Linked DNA regions of Homo sapiens: region 1 is linked to region 2. A link is a loop called in an ENCODE intact Hi-C map of the cell type or tissue named here. Cell type or tissue: A673. All regions are shown on one strand. Each heading gives the region's core, and the rest is flanking DNA. Links, peaks and the distances in the headings are about the cores only. Region 1 has its middle 38 kb from the start of MIR4303. Region 2 has its middle 160 kb from the start of MIR4303.

Region 1 (14,307 bases), core at 9,308-14,307, 120 kb before region 2:
GGAGTTTGGCTTAATTGTTGAAATAAATTGCCATATGGAACAAAACACAGCTGATTATTGCATTAACACTAATGTTAATATGTTTCATCATTCTGTTGTCATTGTAGCTACAGTTGTCACCATACTCTAATCAATATGCTTATAAGGAAATACAAATTTTGGAATTTGGGACCTAAAGGAGATTTCAGAGATTATCTAGTTATCTTATAGATGAGGAAACTGAGGCCTGCAAGGATGAGTGCTTTGTATAAAGGCATGTGCCCTATAACCTGGAAATGAAAGAGAGTCTAAAAACATATGGCACATATCAGCAAGGCATTCATTAAAAGCAAGATGATTATAACTCAAGGTGAAGTATCACTACTGCAAATGAGCATGATAAGAGACTTGGTGCAATGAGATGAAATAGATAGGACTTCCCAATTCGAAAAGCTTCTTTTTCATGCTTAGCATCTCTTTGTTAACACCCAAGATACTCTATGTTCTCTTCTTGAACTTTTGTAATGGTTTCTCAGTTAGCATCTTCTTCTGAGGATATTCTCCATATAAAATAAAAGCATTTCTGGATGATAGAAAAAAAAAACATACACAAATAAGCCACAGGAGATGGTGGGGAAAGAAAACGGAACACAAGAACAGAGAGTTCAGTTCCATTTCCAGGTGTGGTGAGTGAAGTTTTTTACTCTTAGTTTTTCTCATAACTGTTGATCCTTCTGTGGTCCTCTCTTCTCTGTAAAGTGGGAAATGAATGGGAATTGATCTAAAAAGCTATTTCAAAAGTTATTACAGGATTGTCAGTAATCCTTCTAAACCTAACCTCCATCTCTACTGCCACCCCTATACCTGACACACAAAACCCTTTGAAAAGCTAGTGTTGGAAGTCTGAAGTGTCTGAAGTGTGAAAACAGTAAGCCAGTGGCCACCCCCTACCCCAGCCCCAGCTCAAGGTCAGTGACCCAGAAACAAGTGAGAGAAGGCTTCCAAATTCTGTGAAAGTAATTGTACAGGTGCATTGAATGGATGCTCTGTTTCATGATTTGTGTTTCATCCCACTGCAGCAAACTTTTAAGAGATGTCCAAATCCTTTCATTATCTCCGGCTACCACCCCTGACAGAGTCCTCTGTTACAGTACTCTCCACCTTTAATTTCCCTTTATTATTTCTTTTTCTATCTTTTCCAGCTAGTTTGTCAGCTCCTGGCCAAAAAAAGAGAGGAAAAAAATATGTAATTATCTATGCAACTCTGTGCTTAAGACAACAGGCAGTAACTAGTAATGAATATATGCATGGATCTAGAATTTGTTGAGCTCCTGAGTTCTGAGTGCTGTATTAGGCAGTGGGTGTTTAAATGCTTGTGTCTGCTGTGTATTTGCTAATTATGAGTTAGGGTAAGAGCCAAGCTGCTATAACAAAGAGACCTGAAGATATAGTGACATACTTAAGATATAAGTTTGTTTTTCTCTCACATAACAGACCAGTAGTAGGTGAGTGGTCCAAAGTGGGTAAGTGGCTGTGGTCTGCAAAGTTATTTTGGGACCTGAGCTGGTGGGTTATTTCTGCCATCTTCAACATATGGTTTCCATCTCTGGGCCTCACATGGCTCCATTTCCCAGCCTGTAAAAATGGGGAAGGAAAACGAGAGAGGGAAAGAGTGGAGAGCAAGCAGCTTTCTTAGCACACATTTCTTCCATTCATATCCCATTGGCCAAACTTTGTCACATGAGCACACCTTAGTTGCAAGAGAAGCTGGGAAATTTAATTCTCAAGCTGGACAGCCATGTGCCTAGATAAAATTCAAATGTGGGAGATGAGGAACAGTATCTATTAATAAAAAGAAAGAAGAGAAAATGGATACTGAAGAACTAGTTGCCTCCACCACAGTGTTTGTTTTGGAAGAAGAAGATGCAAGAAAAGAAATATAGTTTGGACTTAACAAAATACAAACAATTAATAGGGTTATGAGCTGTATCTACTACATTTTGCTATCCCAAAGTTAGCACTGAAAACACTTATTTGCTCACAATCCTGTGGATTAGCAATTTGAGTTAGGCTCAGCTGGAATGGCTCCTCTCTAGTCCACAGGGTGTTGGCTGGGCCCAATCATGCATGGTCAGCTGGCTGTTTACATGTCTCGGGGTTGACTGGCTGTTGGCAAAGGCAATTGTCCCAAGAAGTAACTGTCCTTATGCTGCTCATCATCCAGCAGGTAGCCCGAGTTTGTTGGACACAAGATTACCAAGAGCAGCAAGGGACAGCAAGGTCCCGAGAGTAAGTACTTTTCAAGGCTCTACTTGCATCAGATGTGCTAATGTTCCACTGGCCAAAGCAAGTCATGTAGTCAAGCCCAAAGTCAGAGTAAAGAAATAGATTCACTTCCGAATGGGAGTTGCTGCCAACTTACATTGCAAAGGGGCACGCATATAAGAAGAAAAATTTCTGACCATTTATGCAAACAATCTACCGTGAAAGCTAGACTCAAAATATATCAATAGAAAGTATCAGAGCACTTTCTACAATGCTTTATAAGAGATGGAAGGTTCTAAATTTGTTGGCCAAATTTTCTGAAAGGAATAACTAAATGGATATTATCTGTAGTATCAGAAAAGGTACAAATCTCAGTAGAATAAACCATTTTATTCTCCAAGAAACTATTTTTTTAAAGTATCACAGGAACATTATGAAGACAAAAATAATTCACTTTCTGGGAAAAAAAGGGTTATGCTCTCCAGAAAGGGTATCTTTTGAACTGAATGAATAAAATTATATTAGCCCTAAAAAAAGTTGGAGAACGTTTTACACATCCCCACCATTTTATCTTTCTAATCCAATTCCATAAGCCTGTGTTGAGTACCTACCACATGCTAAGCCCTGTGGCAATTTTGTAATGACAAGGGATATTAAAGTATCATGAATTTGGAAATGTTCTCATTGAATTACTTATCAAGTGAGTTTGGTGAAAGTCCTCCCAGTTTTTGGTAAAGAAACTGAGTAAGAAGAGTGCGTTAGTAAAGCTATCCAAGGATACAGTGGTGGGACCCAGGGCAGAATCCAGAGCTGTCTTTGCCATGTACCAGGGCACTGGTGATGAGAATAAAGGCACAGAAGACAGGAGAGGGCTAGATTGGGACATCTGTTATTTTAGGAATTTAGAAATGAAAAATTAGGGTCACGAAGAACTAGATGCAAATTATTAAATTAACCCAATGTACTCAGCATAAACACATTAATAATATGCTTTTGAGGTTTCCCAGCAGAAAAAAATCCAAGTTCTTACATACCCTGTAAGGCTCTGCAAGACCTAAATGGTCCATCTCCTACCATCTTCTTCTCCCTCTCTCTGTTCCTGCCACCCTACCTCATTGCTGTTCCTCAAAAACACCAAGACATCCCTTCTCAGTGCTGTGTACCTCCTCTCCCCTCTAGTTGGACCACTTTTTCCATCCCAGAGCTCTACAAGCCTCTTCCCAAGTTTTAGCTCAGATATCACCTTACTGGAGAGGCCCTTCCTAAACATACTGTATGAAACACAACTTTCCCTCTGCCTTTCATACTCTGTCTCCTTAACATACTATCTTTTTTTTTCTCACTCTGTCGCCAGGCTGGAGTGCAGTGGCATAATCTCGGCTCACTGCAACCTCCGACTCCCTGGTTCAAGCAATTATCCTGTAGCCAGGAGCCTCCCAAGTAGCCAGGATTACAGGTAAGCACCATCACGCCCAGCTAATTTTTTTTGTATTTTTAGTAGAGACAGGGTTTCACCATGTTGGCCAGGATGGTCTCGATCTCCTGACCTTGTAATCTGCCCGCCTCAGCCTCCCAAAGTGCTGGAATTACAGGCATGAGCCACCGCGCCTGGCCCATGCTATCTATTTTTATTCTTAGCACTTCTCATCTCCTGAGTTGATAGATACTTATTGTCTGTCTTTCTTACTAGAATACAAGCTCTTCAAGATTTGGTCTATTTTGATAACCATTTTATTCCTAGCACCTAGGATAGTGTCAAGCCTATAGTAAGTTTTCAATAAACATTTGTTGAAAGAAGTATTCTTCACTGATATATATATGCATGTATTGTATTATGGAAATACATATATGCATATACGTGTAGATGTATATATACATATTTACTCCTCTGTGCCAATGAAGAACAACTGCTACAGTGTGCTCCTGGGCTTAATTAACAATCTCTTCTCATCAGGGCATGATTATCACTCTAAAATTTGTTAACTTTATGTTTTTGATCTCCTTTTGTTACTCTGTCGCATCAGTGTTCACTGATTATTTGCAATTTGTATTTCACACAGATTCATGAACTTCACTTTTTTGTGAGACCGGATAGAAGTCATTAAAGAGAATCCTCGTGACCCAAAATTGCTTAAAATGCACTCTTTCATGTAAAGAGAATTTCTGCCTTGAAATACATAGATGTTATCTATAATAGTCATTTCTATTGATCTAGATGGTCACTTTCCTATTTGCTATTACACAGGTATAGACAATAGTGAAAGACAATGCTCCCTGTACCTCAGATGGTGCATAATAAAATGCCCCCACACCCCTGCTACACAATACAATTACAATTATATTTTTATTATATAATAAAAATGTTTAAAGCACCTTCCGATGTATTTGTTTCCTGTAAGGAAAGTAAGTCTTTCAGATTAATTACTATTTAGAGGTTTCTCCCCACTAAAGAAAAGCTATTGTTTGTTGTGCAATTATTTTCTGCCTCTAAAATATCTCCCACCTAACACAAGTGAGAATAAAAGCTTTCGGCTTCCTAGCTCACTGAGGATTGACATTTAACCTTTTCATGCCTAGACACATGTGGGTTACTGAGTACATGTGGATCACCAAGGAGGAACTCCATGGAGCCTGGGAAGGTCAACAGAAGGGGCCATAGCGGAGAGAAAAGGCACAATACTCAGGTAAGAGAATTTCTAAGACAGCATCTACCATCCCAGTTCTCAATTCTGAGCGCTTCTCTCCTTCTGCATAACTACTTCTCCAATTCAGACCCTTTAATCTCTCACCTAGACTATTCCAAGGCCCCTTAACTAACTTCTTTCCCTGACTCTAGTTTCTCTCTTCTCTGATTTCTCCATGATGAAATCACCTGAGTCTTCTTCCTAACTCACACATAGGATCATATCACTTCAACAACCTTCCATGTTTCCTCTTGCTGATAGAGTCAACTCCATATTCCTTAGCAAAACCCTAAACCTCCTCGTGATTTAATCCAAGACCACTCTCCCAACTTCATCTCCCACTGCACACCCTCGCTTAGTCTCAACACTCCAGCAAAAGGAGAGCTACACATCAGTGACTTTCTGTGTTTTCTCACCTTGGCTCTTTTTGTTTCTTTTAGCAAGAGTCCATTCCCTTGATACCAGCTTACTTCTCAATGTACAGACCACAGTCAACCTAATTCACGAAAACTTCCCTGTTCCTTTCCGTTTGAATTAACTGCTCCTTTCTCTGTGCTCCACAGATTTTGCAAATGTCCGTCTATTGCATGTGTCTCATACTCTGCTTTGTTATTGGTACAGAATATCTCCTCCACTAAAGTGCCAGTGCTTTAGAAATGCATTTATTTCTGTATCCCTTATGGGGCTTTTACTATATGTTAGACATGATTTCAAATGCTGCAGTTGGGTTAGTAATTTTTTAACCCTCATAACAACTCTAGGGAGTAGTTACTCTTATCCTAATTTTACAAATAAGTAGACCAAGGTACAGGCAGGCTAGGCAACATGCCTACCACAATGGTAAGTGTTGGAGCTAGTCAATTTGACTCCAGAATCCTTATCCTTAATATGCGAAGTAGATATTTAAACTTACCTGAACAAAGGCATTTAGATAGTTCCAAAGACTGATAGAAAATACTATAAAAATCAGGCAACAGCAATATTAATGAGCAACAGACTAAAGCCCAGAGAAAGTGAGCTGCTTGCCTAAGTTCCCACAGTGAGTTACTGGCAAAGACAAAGTAATATCTGGGTCTCCAGAGGCTGGCCTAGCACTCTTTAAACTAGATAGATCATGGCTCCTGTGTGGTGCCTATGGAGCAAAAGGGCACGAAAAAGAAATGAGAAATCTAGTCAAGTCTTGTTTAATTGTAAAAGGTAATGAGGAATTCAGGCAAGGATGGGTCTCTAGACACTGCAAGCTCACTCCCTAATAAACACATCTCTGCAGAAGAATTTTCTTAAACTATAAAATGCAAAAACCTAAATCCATGGATCCAAGGAAAAACATGGGCAAAATGGAAATGGACAGAACCTAAAAAACAACAGCTAACTCTTTCTTCAGTACTTAGCATAGGCTGGGAGCTGTATTAGCACTTGATCTAATTTAGTCCTCAAAATCAACCCTCCTTTTTTACTATTAGCCTCATTTTATAGCAAAACAAATAGTCACAGAGAAATGAAGTAAGTTTCCCAAGGTCAAGAAGCAGGTAAAAAGTAGCACTGGATGCATATTTCAAATCAGTGAGCTTTTCAGATAATAGAAGCTTATTCCTTGAAGCTCTAAAACCATTTTGAATTTCAGCACTCTCCCACATAGTACACACTTTCCTACCCTCCAAAAAAAGAGGGATTGGAATAATTTTAATCTATTATTTGGTCCCCAAAGTCATCATTATGCATGTCCCTATGCAGTAGCTCCTTCCAAAATGGTTGTAAAGAGACAATGATCAGACAACAATGTCTTGTTGTCGGAGGTATGTGTCTAGTGTACAGTGTCCAACAATAAATGACCTTTTTTTTTTTTGAGACACAGTTTCACTCTTTTGCCCAGGCTGGAGTGCAGTGGCACGATCTTGGCTCACTGCAACCTCCACCTCCTGGGTTCAAGAGATTCTCGTGCCTCAGTCTCCCAAGTAGCTGGGGCTACAGGCACGTACCACCGCGCCTGGCTAATTTTTGTATTTTTAGTTGAGACGGGGTTTTACCATGTTGGCCAGGCTGGTCTTGAACTCTTGACTTCAGGTGATCTGCCTGCCTCAGCCTCCAAAAGTGCTGGGATTACAGGTGTGAGCCACCACGCCCAGCCAGCAATGACCTCTTAAATATTTTCTTAGTCCCTTTTCCTGCCTTTACGGTTTTCCCATCCTTTCTCTCATCAAAATACAGCAGCTGCTATTTCTGGCAGTTATGTTTTCCTCATATCCTCCTCTTTTTGTCATGGGCTGGGAAACCACATAATAGGCATGGTTAGAATTTGGTCACAACTTACAGTTATCAGCATTTGAGTGACAGTCTGAGACACTACACCCCAAGTAAACGGCTTGAGCAGAAGCAAAGCAATACCTTTTTTTTTTTGACTCATTAGAACCCCTTCCTTTTTTTTTTTTTTTTTTTTGAGACGGAGTCTCACTCTGTTGCCCAGGCTGGAGTGCAGTGGTGCCATCTTAGCTCCCTGAAAGCTCTGCCTCCTGTAGAACCCCTTTCTTTAGCTGTGTTTCTGATCATTTAAATGTTAAACAAATGCTGGGAGGGGTCTGGCACTGGAAGGATTTGGGGATTAGAGGGTAACATTATCTTAAAATGATAGATTTTTTAGGGTAAATAAAAAGCAACCATTTTAAAGAAAAAATAGAATATTTTAATAGGATCAGATTATAAAAATTGAAATGTTGCTTTTAATCTTTATTAAATATTTAAAGAGGTGTTATGGTGAGATGCAAACGCCTAGATTTTATACCTAGAAATACCTAAGCTATAATCTCTCTCCACTGTTTTCTGATAATTGACTTTGCACGTTACTTAATTTATCCAAGCTCCCATTTTTTTATTTTCATATCTTAAATTGTAGATAAAGATAAAATATATCTCATAAAGTATGTAAAGTACCTGACACATAACAGTTAGCTTGAAAATCCCACATAATAGAGTTGAGATCATATTTTTATTACTCAAACTTAAAATATGCTTAGCTTCAAATTTATACTTATGGTGTAGAATATATATAACTCATAACTTTATAGCAAAAAAGATAAAGATCTCTTGCTGTCTTCTGAAGCTAGCAGAGTTTTATATTCAGAGAATTTGTATGACTTGAACTTACTAATCATCATTTAAGCCTGATGGCTTAAATTTAGAAGTTTCTTGCTAAATAGCCGTTGGATGGATGGATGGAGGGATGGATGGATGGATGGATGGATGGATGGATAGATGGATGGATGAAAGGAAGGAAGGAAACACTTGTATTTGGGCACAAAGTTAATATTTAAAGAGGATACATTTTTAGATGGATATATACTTTTATTATCTATTTTCATGCTGATGATAAAGACACACCCAAGACTGGGCAATTTACAAAAGAAAGAGGTTTAATGGACTCACAGTTCCATGTGGTTGGGGAGACCTCACAATCACAGTAGAAGGTGAAAGGCATGTCTCACATGGTGGCAGACAAGAGAAGAGAACTTGTGCAAGGAAACTCCCCTTTATAAAACCATCAGATCTTGTAAGACTTATGGGAAAGACCCACCCCCATGATTCAGTTACCTCCCACCTAGTCCCTCCCACAACACGTGGGAATTGTGGGAGCTATAATTCAAGATGAGATTAGAGTGGGGACACAGCCATACCATATCTATCTATCTATCTATCTACCTATCTATCTATGGAAACTCATCTTTGGTAGGAAAACTATTCTGACTGGATTAGAATCATCATTTAATACAAGATCAATTTGGCAATACCTATCTGGACTTCAGTTTAAAGTATGCAGGAGCTCAGCAACATGGAGCTGGAAGGAAGAAATGAGAAGCCAGGTGGGATAAGAATGGAGGTAAGGGTGGCGTAGAATCTGGCCTACCTCCAGCTACAGAGCTAGGGAAGTTCAGCCAGAAAGTCTGAAGCTTAGAATCCAAGGGGTACAGCAAACTTGGCACAATTCAGAAAAACTATTACTCCTGAGTAAACTAGTATGACAGATGAAGTGTGCAACAATGGAAAATTCAAAAAGGAGGACAGCAAGAACTCTCAAGATATGGGAGGAGAACTGTAAAGGTGGTCCTAGGGGATCTATTCATTTCCTATAGAGCTGGGGCCTGTAACCTCAGATTCCAGGATAATGCCCTAGCCCTCAGAGAAAGGAATTAGAAGGAGCAAAACAAGCTGATTTTGGGGCCAGAGGAAATGGGCAGAGAGGTATGACTGACAAAATATTGGGGACCAAGGCAAAGGCCAAGGGGAAGGAAGGTCCCAGGCCAGATGAAAGCAATGGAGTAGCCATGTGACAAAACAGTGCCCAGCTCTCATTTAACTGTTAAGAGAAAATTCAAGGAAGCAACATGGCCCAGCACCCATGGCTAGGCCCTAGTTTCTGGGTCCCAGGTCTTGGTTTGAGACTCATTTTCAAATCCTCCTGAATACTAACAGTGAGGCTAGATTTCTGCCTCACTTGGGATTACATTTAGAATCAAAACATACTTGATGCTGGGTAGGGAGAGTCAACAACCCTAGTAATGAGAAATTGAAAAGACAGAAGCAAGAGAAACAATGTTGACAATATGTCTCTAAGATAAATGTATTCTGAAAAGACGCTTGAGAGCAAAAACTAAATCTTCTTTATTCATTCAAATTTCATAATGATGCCTTGCACAGGTGGGCACTACAGTCAATCCTCAGCAAAGGTTAAATGGAATCTATTCTCATGAGTACAAATTAACTACTCCAGTCACTAATTGTTACAAGTGCCACTTACCTTCTTTCCCCTGTATATCTATAAACAAAAATATCCTGCCATATCCCCCCTTGCTACTCAAAAATATTTTCATAACTTCTGACCTTATCTCCATCTGTGCCCTGACTGCTTTTCAAAGAAAAGTGTTAATTATTTCCCCAGCAATTATCTGTTCATCTTAAATCCTCTTATCAAAGATATTTTTGACCTATATACATTAGAGCTCTGAGCTCCTGCATAATCTTCTCATCACAGCATGCTAAATTTAATTAAACAAACATTTGTTTAGCAACTATTATGAGTATTAAGTGCAAAAGAATAGCAAGTATTTGGAGCAAATATGATTATGACAAGTTCCCTGTCCTCAAGAAGCTTTAAAACTAGTCAGATGAGCAAATATGAAAAAATGAAGTAAGCTAAAACCAAATGAAACAAATAATTCAATGAAGATACAAAGAATGTGGATGAATAAGCAATTAATTCCTGCACAAACTATGTATATTATTAATATCAATATCATCTCCTTTGTGCATTTCCCGGAACCTCAAACAAATTGCATTTATTCTCTGCTCTGGTATTTATTCCAAACTCTCTGAAGCAACTTTGTTAGACTTTCTACCAGCTTAGTCACATGTCATTCACCTCCAAGTAGACCAAAAGCTGATGCCGTCTCTGGCACAGAGACAGGTTTTTGAACACAGGGGCACCTAATCTCTATTTTTTGAGTTGAACAGAAATATACATACACACACAATGAATATCTATTGTTTGAGGAGACAATAATTATTCTTCACACTTTTTGATTCTGAAATATTTCCCCCAAGCATCCATGATTAACATGTTGAATTAGATAGTTCATTTCTCACTGGTTTCAAAACAACTGCTTCAGCTATTTTTAATAAAGAAAATTTAAAAATTATTATTCAATTTTCTGATGTAGCAGCACAAATCATTTGTGGGGGATATCTAAACAAATCATTAATGTAAGATATGCAATGTATAGTATCTATAAAATGAAATTTTAGCTGTATCTAGGCACAGGAAATATTAAATAAAGTTATAAACAAATAACAAAAACTCACTCTTGGTAAAAGTTGATAATTATAATCACTTGGTTATTAGTTTAGGCCAATATTGAAATTTATTAAAAGAAAATTCAATAATATTTATCATCTATATTAATTTAAAATAATTAAAATCTTGAAATTGGGGCCAAATCCAGAATGTGAAATGCTAAAACCAATAAGTGCATAATTTCCACTAAGGTATCCTCCTCCATGACACTGAATACAGAAGATTTTTGAGGTAAACATTTCCTTATTTAAAAACCTCGTCTGATCCTTACCAATGTAAACCTCTTCCCCAAGTCATACCTCACCCTAGGAATCCAAGGGCTGGCTGGCAGTTTCCACATTCAAAGTTCCTGGATCTCCAAACTTTACAAGTTATTTCCCTCAAGAATTTTATAAGCAAGAATGGCTGGATAAATTATTTTCCTCATTATGTGACTGTGGTGAGGCTAGAGTCCATAATAAACATGGAAGGAAGGAAGGAAGGGAGGAAGGAAGGAAGGGAAGGAAGGGAAGGAAGGAAGGAAGGAAGGAAGGAAGGAAGGAAGGAAGGAAATGAGGGAAGGAGGAGATGGATTCCATTTTATCCAATGGATTTACAATTTCAAAATCTCTAGAAATTATCCTAATGGCATTTAGCAAATAAGGAAACATTTATTAAGAAAATCTAATAGATCTTGATAAGAACAGCAAGAATCTGTGGCACTCGAGCTATGGCCCACTTTCTCACTCCATACCCATCTTAGCACAATGGAAGTTCTACTCTGGGAAGGTGCATACAGGAAGATAGGCCAAGAAGGAAGAGAGGAAGAGAGGGAGGATGTATTCTATTTTATTCATTGGAGGTGTTCTTGAAAAGTTGTCTATGTTAGTTGGTTAGGGCTGCTTTAACAAAATACCACAGACTGAGTAGCTTAAATAACAGAAATTTATTTCTTCACAATTCCGGAGAATAAAGTTCTGAGATAATGGTTTCAGCAGGATTGGTTTCTTCTGAGGTTTTTCTCCTTAGCTTACAGGTGGCCACCTCTTCTCTGTGTCTTCACATGGTCTTTTCCTCTGTACCTATCTGTGTTCTGATCTCCTTTTCTTATAAAGATACCAGTCATAGTAGATTAGGGTCCACCCCAATAACCTCATTTAACTTTAATCACCTCTTTGAAGACCCTATAATCATATACAGTCACATTCTGAGGTCTGGGAGTTAATACTTCAACATATGAATTTGCGGGGGCTGGGGGAACAGAGTGCAGATCATAGCATTGTCCAAAATTTTTTAATTAAATGTTTTATATTTATAGAAATAGTTTGACTTGTAATGGCATTTTGCGATAAGTTCTTAGTGAACAGAAAATTACCCACTGCTTTATCTTCTATGTTAGTTGGGGGTTTATATAGTATAATGAAATTGAGAGTTATGCTAAAATGGTTAAGTAACATTTCAATAACTGGAACATAATATTTTCATATTTATTAAACTTGGTACTAAAGTTATAATTTATTTTATAATTACATATCTATCCTTTCTATTCCGTTGATTTTAAGAATTAGACTTGATTTAATTCTGCAACATTAAAATCTTCTTAACTCTAGTACCAAATTAAAACTAACTTCTGTTTAAAACTGTTGGGAGTCTTTTTAAACACCCAATAGTGCAGCCCTACCAAAAGAGAGAATACAAATTGGATTCCTGGGAATGGGGTATATATAATTTTAAAATTATGAAAGAAATTAAAAAGACAAACTAGAAAATACCAACTTAATGCAAAGAAAGCAATAAAGGAGAAACAGAAGGAAAAAAAGACATATTTACAGAAAACAAAAAGTTAAATATAAGACATAAATTCAAACAAATGAGAATAATATTAAATATGAATGAATTAAACAATTCAATCAACAGACAGAGATAGTAAGATAGGATATAAAAATAAGTTCCAACTTTGTGCTTCTTCCAGGAGACACTCTTTAGAACTGAAAATACAGATGGGTTTAAAATAAAAAATGTGGGAAAGTATAGCATGCAAAGAGGAACAATAAGAGAGTTAGAGTGGCTATATAATACCAGACAAAATAGACTTTAAAACAAAAATATGTTACTGAAAATAATGTAGATAATTTTACAATGATAAATGGGTCAATTCACTAGGAAGAGATAATTAATAGAAACACATATGCACCTAACAACAGAGATTTCAAAATACATAAAGCAAAAACTGACAGATTGACGGGAGAAATAGACAATTCAACAATAATGGTTGAAATCTTCAATATGCCACTTTCGATAATAAAGAGAACAACCAGGGGGAAAAAAGAGCAAAGTAAACTTGAAGCAAGCAGAAGAAAGAAAATAATAATTAGAATACATATAAATGAAAGAAAATAGAAAAACAATAGTGAAAAATCAACAAAACCAAAAGTTACTTTTTAAAAAAGATCAACACAATTGTCAAACATTTAGTTAGACTGAGCAAGAAAAAGAAAAAAGACTCAAATTACTAGAATCAGAAATAAGAGACGTTACTATTAACCTTCCAGAAATAAAGAAGATTATCAGGAAATAGTATGAACAACAGTATGCAACAAGTTAGATAATTTAGATGAAACAAACAAACTCCTAGAAAGACATAAACTATTAAAACTGACTCAAGAATAAATAAAAATCTAATAGACTTACAACAAATAAAGAGATTAAATTAGTAATTTCAAAACTTCCCACAAGGGAAAGCCCAGGACAAGATGACTTCACTGATAAATTCTACCTCACTTTTAAATAAGAAATAATAGCAATTCTCCACAAACTCTTTCCCAAAAGTAGAATAGCAGAAAGCATTTTCTAACTCTATTCTATGGGGTCAATAATATCCTGATACTAAAACCAGACACAAATATCACAAGAAAAGAAAATTGCAGACAAATAGCTCTTATAAACACAGATGAAAAAATCCTCAACAAAATACTAGCAAACCACATCTAGACATTAAAAGGATTATTCATCATAATCAAGTGAGGTTTGTCTTGGGAATTCAAGGATACTTTAACATTAGGAAATTATTTAATATAAGGTACCCTATTAACAAAACGAACGAGAAAAGCCACATAATCATCCTAATAAACACAGAAAAAAAAATTTGACAAAATTCAACATCTTTTCATGATTAAAAAAAAACACTTAAGAAAAACACTCAAAGCTAATACACTTAATGTGAAAGAACAAATGCCTTCCTCCTAAGAACAGAAACAAGACACAGATGTCTACACTCACCACTTTTACTAAACAGTTTACTTGAAATTCTAACCAGGAAAATTGGGCAAGTGAGGTAAATAAAAAGCTTCAAGATTGGCAAGGAGGGAGTAGAAATATCTCTATCTGCAGATGACATGATTTTGTATTTAGAAAATTTTAGTAAATCCACCAGAAAATGATTCCAACTAACGTCTGAGTTAAGTAAGGTTTCAGGACACAAGATAAACATACAAAGAAAATAATTATATTTTAATAAGCAAGTAATGAACAATCTGAAAATAAAATTGAGAAAATAAT
Region 2 (7,075 bases), core at 1-5,000:
TTCTCCACTGTCTTCAGTCAGTTCATACAGAATTTCAAAAACTATCTCAAATCCATATATTTGCTCTTCCTACACTGCTAGGGTTCAAACTGCCATTGTTGCTCGTCGTGTTGGTCAAGATCCAGTCAGGAAAATAAAATCCAAGCTCCGAGTAGAGGAAATTGAGAGATCTCATTACAAAGGTGTTGGGAGAGCTGCAAAGACAATCAGGGAATGAGGATGTGACCCAGAGATCAGTAGGGAGTCCCTGTCACCTCCAGGGTTGGGGGAATCTTGGAAGGAGATGGTATTGCTAAAGTTCAAGAACCGAGGAAGCCAGGTAGAAATAGAAACCATGTAGAAGACTGCCCTGCGGGATCTGGGGCCACAGACAATGGGACTATCCAGTGGGTCTATGTGGAAACAGCTGACACCAAAGAGGACCAGCATTGCTGGGGTTGCCCCAAGAAACAAGGAGGGACAATGGAAAATACCCTGGCTTCTCCCTTTTTCTAGTTCTCAAATCTCCCTCCACAGCCTCCTATCAGTACAACCCACACAAAAGCAGATTGGCTGAGGAGTTTGGGAAATATACTTTGTTTTGTATGAGAAGGGTGGAGAATGGATTTGAAAACAAGCAGGCAAGTGACCAGCACATTCACCAACCCCATGAAAGTTTCCTCCCAACTGGTCTCTTGGTTTTCATTCTTGCTGCCCTCCCATCTTTTCTCTAAGTTGAGATCTCTTTAAATGGATTCTCATCACTTCCCTTCTTCTACCCTTCAGAGGCTTTCTATCACTTTGAGGATAAAATCTAAACTCTCTACCACAGTCTACAAGCCCCTGTGTGGTCCTTCGTCTGCCCATCTTCCCAGCCTAATTTCAGTCACTCTTCCCCTCACTCACTGAGCAACAACCCCATGAGCTGTCTTCTACTCCCTCCAATGTGTCAAACTGCAGGCCCTTCACACCTGTCCTTCCATATGTCTGGAAAGATCTATTCCTCCTGCTTTGGCTAAATGCTACTTTGTCCTATGGCTTTCAGCTTACAAGTCATTTCTTGGGAGGGGCTTTCCCAGACCTTCCCCATTTCAGTTAGATGCAACTTTTGTGGTCTTAATCCCCATATGTTTCCTTCATGGCACTTAACAATATTGATAGGAATATATTTGCTTGTGTCTCTATTTTTTTTTTTAACATTGGCTTGCCACTTGTCTGGAACCTGAACAGTGGGGATCTCACCGAGTCTTGTCCCTGAGGTGGCTGCTGCATCTAGCTCCATGCCTGGCACAGATAGGTGCCCACTAAAGAATGGTAGAGGATAAACACAGAGGGACAGTATGATGAAAGCATGTTATTTAATTCATAAGCTTTTCCAAAGTCCATCTGGTCTCCGTTCTGCCCCTTCATTGAGAAACCCAGGAACTAACCATCTTTGAATAAAGTCTCCCCAATGGTAAATAGATTTGCAAAGCTGCTATTGCTAAATTGAGCTTCAAGGATACATTTTTTTGACTTCTGTGTTTGGAAGGACAAAAAGTTCATCATGTCCTTTAGAGAATAACTCTTGCTGAGAAGACAGGAGAATTCTGAAGCTGCCGGTTACCTTTGCGCAACAACATGTGAAAAAGCTTCCCCCTTTTTATTTCCAGTCAACACTGTAGCTTGTCCTTATTTTTTGTGTGTGACTATGATTTTGTTATGCTTTGTAATGTGCATTTAGTAACATAAGGATATCACAGTATGTTTATGTTACTCATAAAAGACCATACCATTCTTTCTGGATGTGAGCACATTTTTAAAAAAAAGAAAGAAAGAAAGAAAGAAACAAAACAAACAACAACAACAACAAAAATCTCTTTTAAGTAGGTTTTGTTTTTCAAACAGGAAAGCCTACTGGTTTAATACAAGTTAAGGACACGTCCAGGGTTGTAACCACGGCCCCTCCTTGTGGCAAAACACATGCAATGACTCCACATACCATCTCTATTATATCCGCTCTATCTAACCTTTATCAGCAAACCAACAGAGGAGCACCCTACCCAGGCAATCTTTGTCTGGAATTTCAGCCATGGCTTTGAGACATTTCTCATCGTTTCCTTACCACACTCCCCAAAGCATTTTCTTAGTGGGGCAGCCCTCAAGTCTTTAATTCCAGCTTGTTATTTCTCTTCTTACAGAGCTAAGCGTGTTATTAATAACAGCAACGAAAAAATTAAGTATGGTGTGCACACTAATCTAAAATTTTGAGCTGGCAATTAGTTGGAGTGAAATGCAATTAGATGTTTTCCTTCAAGTCCTAATTTACATGCTGGAAAACATGGGCAGCCTTTGCAAGTAATTGCAAAAATAAGCCCTGCTTTTTGTGTCTGTGTACAAATACGAAGCTCCCCAGCACACCTGCCTTTGCCTAAATAGAATAGAGTCCCAGGGGTCTCCTTGCTTTATGATCACTGAGATATACAGCAGAAAAGGAACTGATCAGCCTTTAGGTGAAAATGTGTTTTCTCTCCACTGCAGAAATTTAGTATTAATTGACATTGACATAACCCATGGAGAACTGGGGTGCATAAATAAGTCTGACAGTTTTTCCATGTAACCCCATGAGGTGAATTGAGGCTCTTCAGAGCTGCAGCACCCCTTTGTGTGCACTCAGAGTAATAGCTGATACAATTCAATCCGTTAAACACTTCATGAGCATCTACCCTATACAACACTACTAGGAGCCCTGGAGGAAACATATCAAATGAGATACTGTTGACATCTTCAAGAGGGTACAGTCTAGTAGACCAGACAAGACACACACACAAATATCACCAACGGATGGGCTCCATGGGTATAGAGAGGTTACACCCCTGGCAGCTGCACCTCAGTGTCTCCTGAGGAACAAGAAGTGGAGGTGTCTCAGCAAATATATCAGCACCCCAAGAAAAAATCTAGTTTCAGCTCAAAGCTCAATCAAGAAGTTATTCTTGTAATACAAGGATATGGAGGGGGAACTTCCTATCATTGCAGAAAAGCAAAGTACAGAAAGAGGAAAGTAGGGTGATTTTGCAGAACATAAAAGCAAAGGAAAAATCCAGGACTATGTGTTTTCTGCAGAAAGCATTAGGGCTCTGATAGAAGTAAGCAACATCTTAGTACAGATAAGTGTTCAAAACAAGGAGTTACACATAGAATCCAAGAGCCAGTAGAACTTGGATGATACAAAGAGGAAAAAATAAAGAAGCCAGCACAGAACAGAAACCTTTCTGCTGGCCACACCACTGAGCATTTTATTAATTCCTTAGTGAGGAGAAAATTAGCAAACATCAGAATCCTCCCCATATATAATGTATAAGTCCTTATTTATAAGTAATTTTGCCTTCTAACTCCACATGGTTCTCATTTCATAGCATGGGTTCAGTTATTATTTAATTATCCTTACCCCATATTGTTTCAAAAATAATTTAAAGCAACTAACATTTTTATTTTCTTCATAAAGTCCCAAGATAAAGAGCTCCTTTTAGATAGTGTCATATACACAAAATCTAAACTGAGGAACCCCATCTGATGGCAGTGATTATGACACCTTGTAAAATGACACAAGTGTCAGGACTTTGTTGTGCCTGAGTGCACCATAGATTACAAAAATGCAAAGTGCTGTAGTCAGGATACAAACAAAGAAAAGAAGTAATTGCAGCTGGAGAGACCAGGAAGAGCCTCATGTGGGAAGTACCGCTTGCAGGATGGATGGGAGTGTAGGAAGAGAGGCATTCCTGACATAGAGAATAGTGTGTGCAAAGACATGGAGGTAGGAAAGGACCTGACTGTGCACATTTTAGAAAAGAAGAAAACAGAGAAATGCTTTGTCATTTATGTTCTCAATTTTTTTAAAGTCCTTGCTCTTGTTCTATATCAGGAATACTCAGGAGATGAAAAATAGCACAGAACCTTTTTCCCTGTGACAGACGATGAGATGCTAATGGAGCCAGCCTCACACTAGGTGAAGGTCCATTGCATAGGGTTATGGGTTATGATGGGATTTCAGAGTGAATATTCTTCTTAAAAATATTCTTACATCCTTATATTTGGCTTACCTTGAATTTCTCTACAGGAGCAAAATGTTTCATTTTACAACTGGCAATAGTGTTTTAAAGGCAAATACTCTTAGAAAAGGCCACAGAGGCCGGGCGTGTGGTGGTTCATGCCTGTAATCCCAGCACTTTGGGAGGCCAAGGCAGGCAGATCACCTGAGGTCAGGAGTTCGAGACCAGCCTGGCCAACATGGTGAAACCCTGCCTCTACTAAAAATACAAAAATTAGCCAGGCATGGTGGTGGGCACCTGTAATCCCAGCTACTCGGGAGGCTGAGGCAGGAGAATGGCTTGAACCCAGGAGGCGGAGGTTGCAGTGAACTGAGATGGAGCCATTGCACTCCAGACTGGGCAGCAAGAGCAAAGCTTTGTCTCAAAAAAAAAAAAAAATAGAAAAGGCCACAGAATGACTGTTATTCCCATGACATAGCTATCTATCTGTCATGTCTGGCCAGTTTGGCTAAAGAAGGAAGTTTCAGACCTGAAACAGGGACCAGGTTAAGGTCCAGGTTTGAGTTAGGATGCAAGCAGGAAAAAAAGGTCCAGAAGAAGGTTGGTAGTCAGAATGACTACTGTGGTCAACTTCCTATGTATATGGGAATCAGTTCTTGGTGCAGAAATGTCCCCTAGATTACTGAGTCAGGCAAGGAAAATTCAGTCACTAAACATTGGTGTAGCTCTCTAATAATAGCAAGCCTTCCTATAAAACTCAGCACAAAGTTATCCAAAGACCTCAAAATGGCTTATCCATTATTTGCTGCCTCCAGGTTTTCATGAGATCTTTTTAGTCTTCAAGGAAGACCAAAGCTGTGGACTGCTGAACAATTATTTAAAGAAAAACTCATTTTAAAACATGGGCTTATTTTAATTTATTAAAATATGCAAGGTAATGCATGCTGGTTTGGAGGAGGGAGAGCTGCCATAGAAATGAAGAAATTGAAGGACCCCTGCTTAATGCCATCCCAGAAGGTGTTTCTAAACAAGAGTGGCATGACCAAGGAGGGGCTCACTTTTTGTGGGAAAGGAAATATAGGTTGGTAAAAATGAGAGCTGCTTTTATAAAGGGAGCATTACTAAATGGAAAGGGGAGTGTGAGAGCTGTCATCTACAGTCTCACACTCTGCAGGAGATGTGAAGAGGGATCACAGGTGATTAGAAATGTTTTGAGCTAGCTAACTCTCCCAGGTAAGGTTAAGCTCAGCAAGAAGACCCCTGCCAGACTATGGCTCCACCTTTGATCTACACTCAGTAAGCAGTTGGCCTTCTGACCTTTATCAAAAGCATGTTTGAGTGGATGAAAACATGAAGTGGAAGATGGTAGTTATGAAGTATCCAGGTATCCATGGTTAATTGCATTAACCCTCACTTGTCTATCTGGACATTGTGTGAGGGTCCTTTTGTTCTTTGCATATGGGTCCTATAGGCACAGAGCATAGCCCAGGGAGCTCCCCACTTTCTTCATCAGTGATCTGGAAATTTACTTATTTCCAGACACCAACTGTATTGTTACAGTGTTAACGTATTCTTTTATGTTCCCTGCTGGGAATGACTTTCAATAATGACCAACTATCCTAATAGGATGATTTCCTGGTTTAAGTTGACTCATGTCAATAGGCAGGTAAGAAATAGGATCCTTTATCAGGGTAATGGTTTTTTAAAAATACATAATCCTAGAAAAAAAATATGGATGTTAAAATCCACAGGGCTTGGTTATTCATCGGATTTGGTTGAAGACTAGGGGACTGTGAATTGCGGGACTGAACAGAGGACGGTGACACCAGTTGAAGTAGAAAATAGACTTACACGTAGAACTCAAGGTACCTGAGGGTCACTATATTGGTAAAGAAAGGTCAAGCTTTTCTGTGGCAACAAATCACCTCAAATCTCTGTGACTTAAACTTTTATTTCTTGCTCCTACTATAGCCCAGTGGAGTTTAGACAGCTCTCCTGGAAAGCTCTCCTTAAAGGAGTGGCTCAGGAATCCAGGATCCTCCCACATTATGAATCTGCTATCTTGCAGAGCACTGCTTCCAGTCATGAGGACAGGAGAGAGAGATGTGTAGAATTGGTGCATATTATTCCCACTCACATCAATACAAGAGCTAGTGTTCATTCATTTGGTCCCAAACTAAATGCAGGAGAGGCTAGAATTTACAGTCTTCCTGAGTGCCCAGGAAGAGGAGCAGGTTTAGATAAGCATCAGGCCTGTCTCTGCTACAGATACCCAAATGACAATAGCTAGCAGGTAGCCAAATAGACCCATCTAGGGTTCAGGGAGAGGAGGACATGAATCAGAGCAGGAGGCGTAAATGTAGACATGGTCAACCACTTAAACCTAGAAAAATACATGAGATCCAAGGAGAATATATATGGGAAGAAAAGGAGGGAAACCTAAGGAACACCAACTTTTAGAGTCAGAGACGGGACACTGTAAAAGATGGCCAATGTGGAAATTCACAGGGACAAGATGAGGAACATTGAAAGTACAACAAAGAAATTCTCTTCTAGGAATTGAGATAAATTTGGCATTCATTGAAGTGAAGCTAGTTAATAGTGAAGTGACCACATTTACAGACCCAGAAACGTTAGCTCATTCTGACAAGAAATTTTCATTCTTTCTGCATAATACAGGAGTTCTGGGATTTGTGGTTTGGATGCTGGGACAATAGCATTTCTAGGAATTTCTAATGGATTCATAGAAATTATATTAGGATAACAAGAAAACACCTCCAGAACAGTTGGTATCTCTAAAAGGGAAGGTGAACTGAGCTGGGAACCATAAGGAGTTCTAGCTCTGGTTCTATGTGGCCATGCTGAGGTCATTTCGTCTCTCTGGATGTCAATCTCTAAATCTCTGAATGTGGGGATGGCCCTTACAGTAACAGTAACAAGGGTGACATTCACTGAGTACTCATGGTGTGCCAGAGCTTGCTCTAAATTTTTTTCACAAATTATCTCATTTATTCAATTCTATTCATTTCAATCCTGTGAAGGAGATACTATAAGAATCTCCATTTTAC

Evidence for each region. Hi-C counts contacts between places; a loop is a spot of excess contacts. Peaks named below come from ENCODE experiments on the same cell type or tissue, not always from the same donor. Only the 100,000 strongest peaks of a DNase experiment are listed, where the experiment ranks them.
Region 1: a loop joins it to region 2, with 5 times the contacts of the local background. A loop is called at or near these places in 1 of 110 quality-filtered maps.

Annotation. Positions count from the first base shown.
Region 1 is chr12:98,026,466-98,040,772 of GRCh38, forward strand. No RefSeq gene overlaps it. Among named protein-coding and RNA genes, the nearest start is that of MIR4303, 38 kb to the left of the region's middle. In A673, for the core only: no CTCF peak of the experiment used is centred there; a DNase peak (open chromatin) is centred at 11,286.
Region 2 is chr12:98,153,113-98,160,187 of GRCh38, forward strand. No RefSeq gene overlaps it. Among named protein-coding and RNA genes, the nearest start is that of MIR4303, 160 kb to the left of the region's middle. In A673, for the core only: a CTCF peak has its summit at 1,937 (motif pointing left); a DNase peak (open chromatin) is centred at 1,919.